Linked DNA regions of Homo sapiens: region 2 is linked to region 1. A link is a contact called in ENCODE Hi-C or POLR2A ChIA-PET data. All regions are on one chromosome and are shown on one strand. The core of a region is the stretch at or near the end of the contact, and the rest is flanking DNA. Distances in the headings are between cores, read along the strand shown.

What was found. Hi-C counts contacts between places; a loop is a spot of excess contacts on that map. ChIA-PET counts read pairs that join two places held with the same protein, here RNA polymerase II (POLR2A). Pooled maps may share reads with other maps.
Region 2: a map of mammary epithelial cell shows a loop between it and region 1 (4-fold over the local background). The contact joins the promoter of LINC02660 here to the promoter of LINC00702 in region 1. A Hi-C loop is called at or near these places in 6 of 168 maps with a recorded cell type or tissue (IMR-90, chondrocyte, endothelial cell of umbilical vein and 3 more) and 7 of 50 pooled maps. POLR2A ChIA-PET finds 5 or more read pairs at or near these places in 1 of 52 experiments (activated B cell).

What each region holds. Positions count from the first base shown.
Region 1 is chr10:4,240,896-4,245,801 of GRCh38, reverse strand. LINC00702 (long intergenic non-protein coding RNA 702) reads left to right here and starts at 1,890. Exons shown (of 3, transcript NR_108040.1): 1 at 1,890-1,979; 2 at 2,115-2,298.
Region 2 is chr10:3,909,344-3,914,249 of GRCh38, reverse strand. It overlaps LINC02660 (long intergenic non-protein coding RNA 2660), which reads right to left and starts at 2,227. Exons shown (of 3, transcript NR_183984.1): 1 at 2,204-2,227. RefSeq lists a silencer at 4,487-4,706.

The DNA.
Region 1 (4,906 bases), core at 641-3,140:
AGGGTACAGTTTTTGAGTTGTTTCTGTGTGTGTGTGTGTGTGTGTATGCGTGTGTGTGTGTGTTTGGAATTGTTTTTCTGATCTGATTAGATTTAAAAGCACTAAGTACCCTATTCACAGTGGTAAAAGAGGGGTAAGTAGTTCCTAGCATCAGATGGAGAGGTCAGAAAAAAAAAGAAAGAAAGAGAGATAGAGAGACAGAGAGAAAGAGAGAGGGGAAAGAAAGAAGGAAAGAAAAGGAAGAAAGAAAGAAAGAAAGAAAGAAAGAAAGAAAGAAAGAAAGAAAGAAAGAAAGAAAGACTCAAATTATCACCTTTACACATCTTTTATTAAGTGCCCATCTGAGTAACCAAGAATTTATTGAGTTTGACCATTTTAATGAAAATGATGAATATAATTGTGTTGGTTGGCTAGTTCTAACTACACTGGAGAAATTCAGGGCTTTAAGTACCAAGATCAAGTTCTATATAAGGGTCCTGAAAGCTTCTAGATTGGTCCTGAAAGAAATCCTATCTCCTGTAGCCAGAGAGCCAAGGTTTTTGAACAGGAAACCCAAAGTTTCATCCTGTGGGTGGCTGAATTATAGCCAAAATTGAATTCCAAACCTCATAGAGTCTCTTTTATTAAATTTAGGACATTTACTGGGAAGGAGTGGGATTCTGAGGTTTGGGAAGGGAATATATGAGCAAATTCTAGTTAATCTGGAAACCTAGAGCCCTTAATTCTGACAGCTTTCCTTGCCTTCTTGGCCAGTAGAAGCAGTCTGCAGCCGTGCCTGAGGAAGTTAGTCTCCCTTTTCTTGAAGAATCTCTAATGCCCACCACCGCCCATTAGTACTGCATTGAGAGCCCTACTAATCTTCATTAAGTTCTACTCCCACTCCTTTTTCTTCCTTTTAGACCTAGAGTTGACTCAAGTCTCAAACCTGTGATGGGATATGATACACATCCAAAGAGTTGCATGATCTGCCAATTAATATCAACAAACCCTGGGAAATAAGAATGACAATGTATCTTAAGAGTGTGGGATTAAGATGGAAATAATATACAATTGTATCATGGTATATGTTTTGAAGCGGATTTATTGATTCAGTGTCTTAGCTTGAGGGTCTAATAATGGCACTAATAATTTTCTCAATCGGTTGGCTGAATCATGGAACCAGAGGTGACCTATACGACTTGAGGTTAAAATGTCAGAACGTTCTTGGTATAACATCGAGAAACATACCCAAAGGCTCAGGGAAGTTAGAATGCAAGAGTGAGTTCCTGTAGCAGACCTGCTCACCCACCTGGATGTGCCTTTCCCTCAGCTGAGCCGCAGTGCAGACTTCATACTCAATTGTAAGCCATGGCATTACCAGTCAACGTGAGCCATCATGAACCCGTCATTATCTGATGTACTTTTCCAAGGATTTTATTACATGTTATTGCAACTCAGGGAGATAGGCAAGATTTATTCTATTGCTACTTTTCTGAGTTGAGAAAATTGAAGTTCACTTAACATTATGCATTTTGAATATTGATAAAAATAGTACATGTATCTGTGTAGCTATCAATTTGAATAGGTGAACAATCACGATAATAATGGATCGATAGTAAATTTATTCAGTTATGAACAGTGCATTCAACCACATCTAAGGATAAATATTAAGCAAAAACAATTCAAGTCACAAACTTAAAATACTCTAAGTAAGGTCATGCCAAACTACTTTAAGAATATATCTGTGGTAAAAATACATTCTAGGCTACATTACATAGAGTGAGATTTGTGGGAAATAACTTGCCCTTTTCTTCTATTAAAGGGCAGAGTTTTTTGGAAAAAAAAAAAGATAGTTCAATTTCCTCTCTCCAAGCTGTCTTTTTAAAATAACATAACATAACACATAGTTTGACACAACTCCACATGACTCAGAAGCCCTTCTTAAAATAAGACCAGACCACATTCATGGAGGCTGAGTCACCTCTAACCTTCCAAACTTGGTGAGGATTACTAACCAGAACATATTTTTATTCCTAAGATAGTATGAGAAAGTTCTGATCTTGACAGTTCACGTAACATTCAATCAATTATACCATTGCTCTATCTCTAAAGTTTTCTTTTTCTCCTTTTCTCAGTGTCTTACCAAGAATGAAAGGCAACCTATGTAAAAACTATGGGCTTTCTAGTATAAATAAAAACTACTCATCTCCAGAAAATAAACAATGACTGCTAAGATGATTGAAAAAAGAAAGGAGAAGAAAGTAGCTTGTAAAAGCGTGTGAAATGCATTCACGTTGGAATCTCCTACAGGCACTTCAGGTAAGAATTCTACCTTATCCTCTGTGTTTTACTCCAGAAAAGCATTTCCTTTTCCAGATCCAGGAAAAAAAAAAACTTTTTAAACAAAATTCAGCATTTTTTAATTAAAAATTGACACTAATGCGTATATCCTAGACTGCACTGCATTGCATATTATGCTGTTGTGTGTGATAAGTTTACGTTTTCACGATTCTGTCTGAAAGCTTAAAGATGTATGTTTTACAAAAATAGCTCTAGTACAATAGGACAATAAAACGTGAACTCTTGAAGATCTGAATTGGAATTATTTTCTGACAGACTATATTTTCAATTTCTTTATTTGATAAATGAAGATGGATAACATTGACCTCATGTGTAACTACAACGAATTCAAGGGTGTGGACATGTTTTTCAGGTCTTCAGACTGTAAACATTTTAAGTGTGATTGCTGTGAATGAAGGAAACCCAGAGCCATCATGACAAGCCTAAACTCAAAGGGGACTGATTTCTTCTACACTGAATGTTTCATTAGTGACAGGGCCCAGATAATAAAGAATTGTGCTCACTTCCTGTGAGTGATGGCTTTCCCTCAATTGTATGCTGAGTAACATTTACAGTATTCATTTTTAAGCACCCATCTTCCTGGGAGCCCTATTTCCCCTAAGCTTTCAATTGATCCTCCTAAGAGCAGAGATCACTTAGGCACTGAGCTATGCAGCTGCTGCCTGAGTCTCCTGGACGCCTGCCCTCACCTCCAGCCACATGAAAAACATTCAAGCTTTAACTTCAGAAATGTTCTCTAACCCACTCCCAGACACCCAACTGATTAAATCATAGATTAGAGGAAAAAATTCTTGCCTGAAATTGTCATCTTGCACGTATGCTGATGTCCAGAAGGACACATCCTGGTGGGAAGTGACTGCATGTTTTGTTCATATTACAAGTCCTGTTGACAAAAGAGAATAATACAGGTGTCCTCCTGAAACTGTCACCACAGTGACCTTCCTCAGTCAAAAAGAAATATAAATATTATTGTGTTTCTCGTGTCTGAGGCACCTCTGAAAGCATTTATCTTTTCAGAGAGTTCAGCACTTCATCTCACGGGTTAATTAAACCAACCTGTAGTGGCAAAGTTTAGTGGTAGTGAAAATAAACATAATCCTCTTTCTGTTGCCCAACCTTTCAGTTTCATTTTGTAATTTTTCAATACAGGGGCACAATAAGTGATAATCCTGGATTCCAAATGATTTCCACTTCTTTCTCTGCCACCTTCCCTGCCCCAACACCTGCCATCCCTCATTTACACAATTCAAGTAATCAAGGGGCAGTTTGGCTCCCTTTTTCTGGAGGCAAACTTTTGCAGAGTTTTAACTTACTCAGTGGGAAGAAAAGCCCCCAAAACACTGAAGCATACCAAGCAAATAAATAAATAAATGCACAAAGGCTCCCTGCGGTTGTCTGACGAGGATACTGGAGCAAGCAGCCTGAAGAACAAACGTCTGACTGTTGAAACAGCGAGACAGGAATAAACCCATGGGGCCACATCTGGGAGTGTGAGTGTGTGAATGGAACTAAGCTGGTCTCCCACACAACAGGAATTCCACCAAAAGTATGCGCTCTGTATGGGAGGACAGAAAAAAAATGTGTTTAAAATATCACTAAGGAAACCCAGATACATTATCTCTGCCAGACTACAGAAGACAGTACAGTTAGTGCTTGTCTCAAAATGACAGAAACAGAGAACATGCTTTGATGATGTCGAAGATGCAGGAAAATAGAAAAATAAAAACGGTGGAAAGATTTTTTTTTAATGCCCTAAAATGAGCAAGACGCCTCCCTTTTCATAGCACCAGGAGACATTTCCATTGCTTTTTTTTCATGCTTGTGGCTTTTTGAGGGCAAAGAGTAAGTGAAATCCAATAATTTGGTCTTTCTGCTCCAAAGTTTTGGCTGCCATAAACTTATTGTTCGAATATCAGAATGGTTGTTCCTGCTTTGACGCCTGTGAAACAATTTGTTTCAATATCATAGCACAGTTTTAAAAGTATGTTTTGACTCCAGAAATATGTTTGACCTCAGAATTTTGAAAGCGTGTTTTGACCTTTAAACTCTTACTTCAAGAAGACATATGTGTGCATGTGTGTGTTTGTAGGGTGTGTGTGTGTGTCTTGTAGAATCTCACATTTTATTCAGTAGCTTAGCTCCATTTCAATGCCAGTTAAATTTTAGCATTATAATAATACAATGAATTACTCTCTAAAAATAGGTTGAAATGTATTTCTATTTGTGAAGTTTAGGCAAATGACACCATCTGCAATATCCTTTAACAGATTAGCTATTGTAAAGGCATCATCTTTAGGAATAATACTTTTCTGCATCATAATAATTTCCTGTTATTCCTAAGGCAAGTGCTGGATGATTGTTGTTTCAGTGTGGATCAGCCTGACTTCAATCCATCTGTGCTTCCCAGGGCCGACTCCTGAATTCCTCCTCCATGCCATCATACCTTATTGGCTCTCCTGCTGTTACGTTCAGTCATAATGTTAAAAACTCAGACTATTAAAATGTAAAGATATGAATTCTTTTTGAAATTGTCAACATGGAAGAGTCTATCTACAGTCTGCTTTTA
Region 2 (4,906 bases), core at 978-3,477, 330 kb after region 1:
GTGGGCAGTATGAGGCCTGGATAAATTGATTTGATGCTTTTACAAGCCCTTAGAGCCATACCTGACACAGAGTTAAGGGTCCAATAAATATCAACTAATTAATTGATTGCTAATCAACACCTCTCCATCTGCTCTTTATGGAACTTTGCTCTAGAAAAAAAAAAAAAGCAATCACAGAATTCAGGAGCCTGAATAACCTGTACAGGCTGAGCACCTCAAGTCTGAAAATCTGACATCCAAAATGCTCCAAAATTTGAAATTTTTTGAATGCCGACATGAGGCTGAAAGGAAATTCTTATTTGGAGCATTTCAGATTTTGGATTTTTGAATTTGTGATGCTCAACTGATAAGTATAATGCAAATATTCCAAAATCCAAGATGATGCATTGGAATGAGGAAGAAAACAGATATCTGTCACAAATCACGGGACACAGCGGGGCTTTCATCAACCTGTCCCCCTACCTGCGGCTGTGAAAATCTGAAATGCTCCAAAAAAATTCATGATCCAAAACTCTTCTGGTCCTAAGCACTATGAATAAGGGATACTCAACCGTCCTATTGTTTAGCCACCTTCTGCCCTTGACTGGCGAAAGTGTCCAGGGCAGGGGACTAAGATTTTCTTCCGGAAGCTCCCTAGGAAGCTCTTCATGTAATTCTTATTTCCTCCTGCTCAGTCCTCTACAGAGAAGGGCAGAAGATCAAAGCCAGTTTGGTTTGCTCAAGGACAGGTGGTTCTTACTCTCTAGCAACACAGTCCCAGGGCCCTAAGCCTTCTGGTCAACCACTCTTCATTATTTTTGCCACTTTCTCCGGAAAAGTTGGGTTTCTTTGCATCCTTTTTGAAATATGTTACAGAGACATGAGCGCAACCCATGCCCTTGGACAGAGGTGTCCTGTCAAGAAGGCCCCATCTCTGGGTCTAGGCCCTGTGTGCCACTGAGGTCCCTGTAAAGCCCTTCTTTCCCAGCCCATCTGTCTGGGGTCACTTCTGGCCCCAAGCTCTTTTCTTCCAATATTTGTACCTAACAAGCCTTTTTTTTCTTGCATTTGTACTGTTTGAATTTCATCAAGCATATAATTGTGTTTGTTCCAATGGTAAAAATAATATTTTACTATTTACCTACTTTTTTCAAAGGGCATAGGTTCTCTAAATACTAAGTGGTAGGCAGTGTGCTGAGGGCTGGGGCTGCCAAGGTGAGTCAGAGAAACCCCTGAGTGTGCTGTGCTACCTGCCCGGTGCAGGAAACAGATATCCGAACAGACGATGGGAAAGAAGTGGGTTCTGTGAAGGTGAACAAATGTCCAGGAGGGACATGGGAGGCTGCCTCCAGGGCTGATCTAAACAGACCCCCACGCCTACCCCAGGTTTTCTGGGGGTTTTACTGCTGCTGCCGCTGATGTGAAAGGCGGTCCGTGATGTTGGTGCTCTCCCTTCCCCTCTCTTCCATCCTTCCCAGAACTCTGTGCCTTGGGCCAGGCAAGCTCAACCTTAAAGAGCGGAGGAAGAGGTGAGAAAGAATGAATGAATATTGGCCGGGTGCGGTGGCTCACGCCTGTAATCCCAGCACTTTGGGAGACCGAGGCTGGTGGGCCACCTGAGGTCAGGAGTTGGAGACCAGCCTGGCCAACATGGTGAAGCCCGTCTCTACTAAGAATACAAAAATTAGCCAGACATGATGGCACAGCCTGTAATCCCAGCTACTCAGGATTCTGAAGCAGGAGAATCGCTTGAACCCGGGAGGGAGGTGGAGGTTGCAGTGAGCCAAGATCGTGCCACTGCACTTCAGCCTGGGCAACAGAGCGAGACTGTCTGAAAAAAAAGAAAAAGAAAAAGAAAAAAAAGAATGAATGAATCTACTTCTTCTTCTGTTAAGACAAAAAGGCCCCTAATATTTTTCCAGAGGAAGAGATAGAAGAGGTAATAGCAGCTGAGAGCACCTAGAAAAAAACAGCACTTCCCAGCTGTAGCTCTCTCCAGTGAAAACGCTGAACTCAGAACAAGCATTGTGAAGTCGCAGGCGAGAGAGGCCAGCTCAGGAGGGCCCCCTGACCGCCCCAACAGACCCCACTCACAATCTCTGCTGCACATCTGCCCATGGAACAATGGCACTCCGAGCTCCTGCTCCAGATCCTCATCTTCAGCTAACAAATCAGAAAGATGAACGTCCACGGGCAACGCAGAAAACATCATAGAGATCCCTACCCAGGTTTGTCCTCTTGCTCAAAGAAAGAAGGTCGTGCATTCAGGACAAGTAACGACTTGCTGTAGCTTATCTCCTTCAATCCCAAATAGTTCTCATAGTTGGCTGAGAGAGGAGAGACCAGCCGCCTGTAATACCATCTATGATGCCTGCTCCCTTCTCTCCCTTCCAACATTTCTCCTTGACAACCCCACACCAAGAATAAACAGACGGGAAGGCAAAGATGAGCTACAAAGTTTTGAGCAACAAAGCAGGTCAAGTGGGGAATGAATACTCCCCAGCAAAACACAGAGGATCCGATTCAAGAGTTCATTGTGAATATAAGCACATAGGTTAAGCCTGCATACACCGAAAATAAAAATAACCATGCCTGATTTCAAGACTGAGACAGAAGAAAAAAATTACTCAGATAGATACGGTGGTCATCTTCACAGCCTTTTGAGCTAGCCAATATTCACTTCAATTGCCTGAGGTTTGCAGTAACTCGCTTTGGGTTCTAAAAGACACAGTGGGCTCACTGTCCCCCTTTGGGTGTCCCTCTCTGCACAGATAAACCAGCGGCACGCGGAGGGCATGAGATAGAAGCCTGTCCACAAGGGAGGAATTATCTTTTACAGGCAATCTGGGAGCACCATTGAAAAATGCTCTTCTGTGATGAAATTATGAATGCTTTCACATCAAACAAAAATGTATTGTCTAAACCCTGGGTGAATATTGGATGTCATTTTTTTTTCTGCTCAGCATTTTGATATAACTATGCAATAATCTCCAAGTAATTTCATGTTTACATACACCAGGTGACACACGGCATATGTGAAATTATGGCACTTAGGAATATTAAAGGCATCTAATGCATAATGAAAACCGTATATTGAAGAATAATTTTTCTTCTACAGTTTTATAAGCAGTTGACAAAAAGCTGACAGGAGAAATTCTTCCAATAATGGAAGTACTCTCAGGTTTAATTCTCTTATAACAATTCTATTATGCATAAAGTAAGACGGAAGAAGTCATTGGCTTATGATCTAAAGGAAAGCATAATCGCAAAACTATTGCAATCAATGCTGTTGAAAATAATTCTGCAGATAAAAATTTAATAATTTTATATGAAGATACACTGAATTACAATTTTAGGTCAAGTTGATCTTTCAAAGACAGACTGACTACCTTTTTGAACAAAAAAGACTATGCCACGTGGTATAGTTTATGTCTACCCTTTGTCTAAGGAAGCAAAATACATTTGAACAATTATTTAATTGAATCTACTTAACATCATTGATTATTTACACCTAAAATAACTGCTAGCTAAATATCAGGATTTCTGTCTTAAAATTGTCCAGATCATTTCCTCAGATCTCCAAAATGTTTTGCTAATAATACATGCCTAAATAAATATACCTAATTAAGCAAAACAATGCGGATTTGGTTCATTAATCCTCTTCATCAACAAGGTCATTTATTAAACACCTATTTTGTGCTAGCCATTAAAGGAAGCTCGTGCTAATGAGCCTTTCTCCTGATAAAAAGTGAAGAGTTTGGAAGAGGCAGACCATGTTTTCCGCAGCCTAGGCCACACCACGTCACTTTTTTTTTTTTTTTTTGAGATGGAGTCTTGCTCTGTCCCCCAGGCTGGAGTGCAGTGGCATGATCTCGGCTCACTGCAAGCTCCGCCTCCCAGGTTCACGCCTTTCTCCTGCCTCAGCCTCTTGAGTAGCTGGGACTACCGACCCGCCACTATGCCTGGCTAATTTTTTGTATTTTCAGTAGAGACGGGGTTTCACCATGTTAGCCAGGATGGTCTCGATCTCCTGACCTCGTGATCCACCTGCCTTGGCCTCACAAAGTGCTGGGATTACAGGCGTTAGCCACTGCACCCGGCCTTCTTTTTTCTTGAGATGGAGTCTCACTCTGCTGGAGTGCAATGGCACGATCTCTGCTCACTGCAGCCTCTGCCTCCCTCCTCAGTAGCTGTGACTACAAGCAATTCAGCTGCGTCAGCCTTCCAAGTAGCTGGGACTGCAGGCGCATGCCACCATGCCTGGCTGATTTTTGTATTTTTTGTAGAGACGGGGTTTCATCATGTTGTCCAGGCTGGTCTCGAACTCCTGACTTCAAATGATCAGCCCGCCTCGGCCTCCCAAAGTGCTGGGATTACAGGCGTGAGCCAGCGTGACTGAGCCCACATCACTCTTTAAGCCTTGCTTCCTCTGCCCAGTTAGACAGCCCACCTCTGCCCACACAGCCCACCTTGTCTCAACTTCTATCCTTATTTGGTCCATTACATTTTCGGGTGCAAGTTCTGCTTCACAGGCAGCAAAATGTGCTAAAATCCTTCCAGGCACAGAGGGAACATCAGCTCCTTCATGAGCTCTTCCCTGATGTGGGTCATCCATGGTTCATTGTTTCGAGGAGCTTAAAAGACTGACATGTGTCCACGTGTGCTAAAAATGGAAACGCCTGAGCTACATGACATTTAAAGGAAACGGGCAGAAGCACGTGCAGGTTATTCTCCACCGTCACCGCCCAGCCCCGTTCTCTGCCTGCTTGGCCCTGGAAGGTGGCAGCTGAACGAGTTTGGCTTAGTGAAGACAGTAGAGATGTCTGGGAGGGAGGAGCGACTTCAGGTTTTCTTGCCCTGTGCCCTCCCTGCTTGGGCACCGCCTCATGGCGATAACAGGGTTCCTCCTGGGTTCCTCGAACCCGGT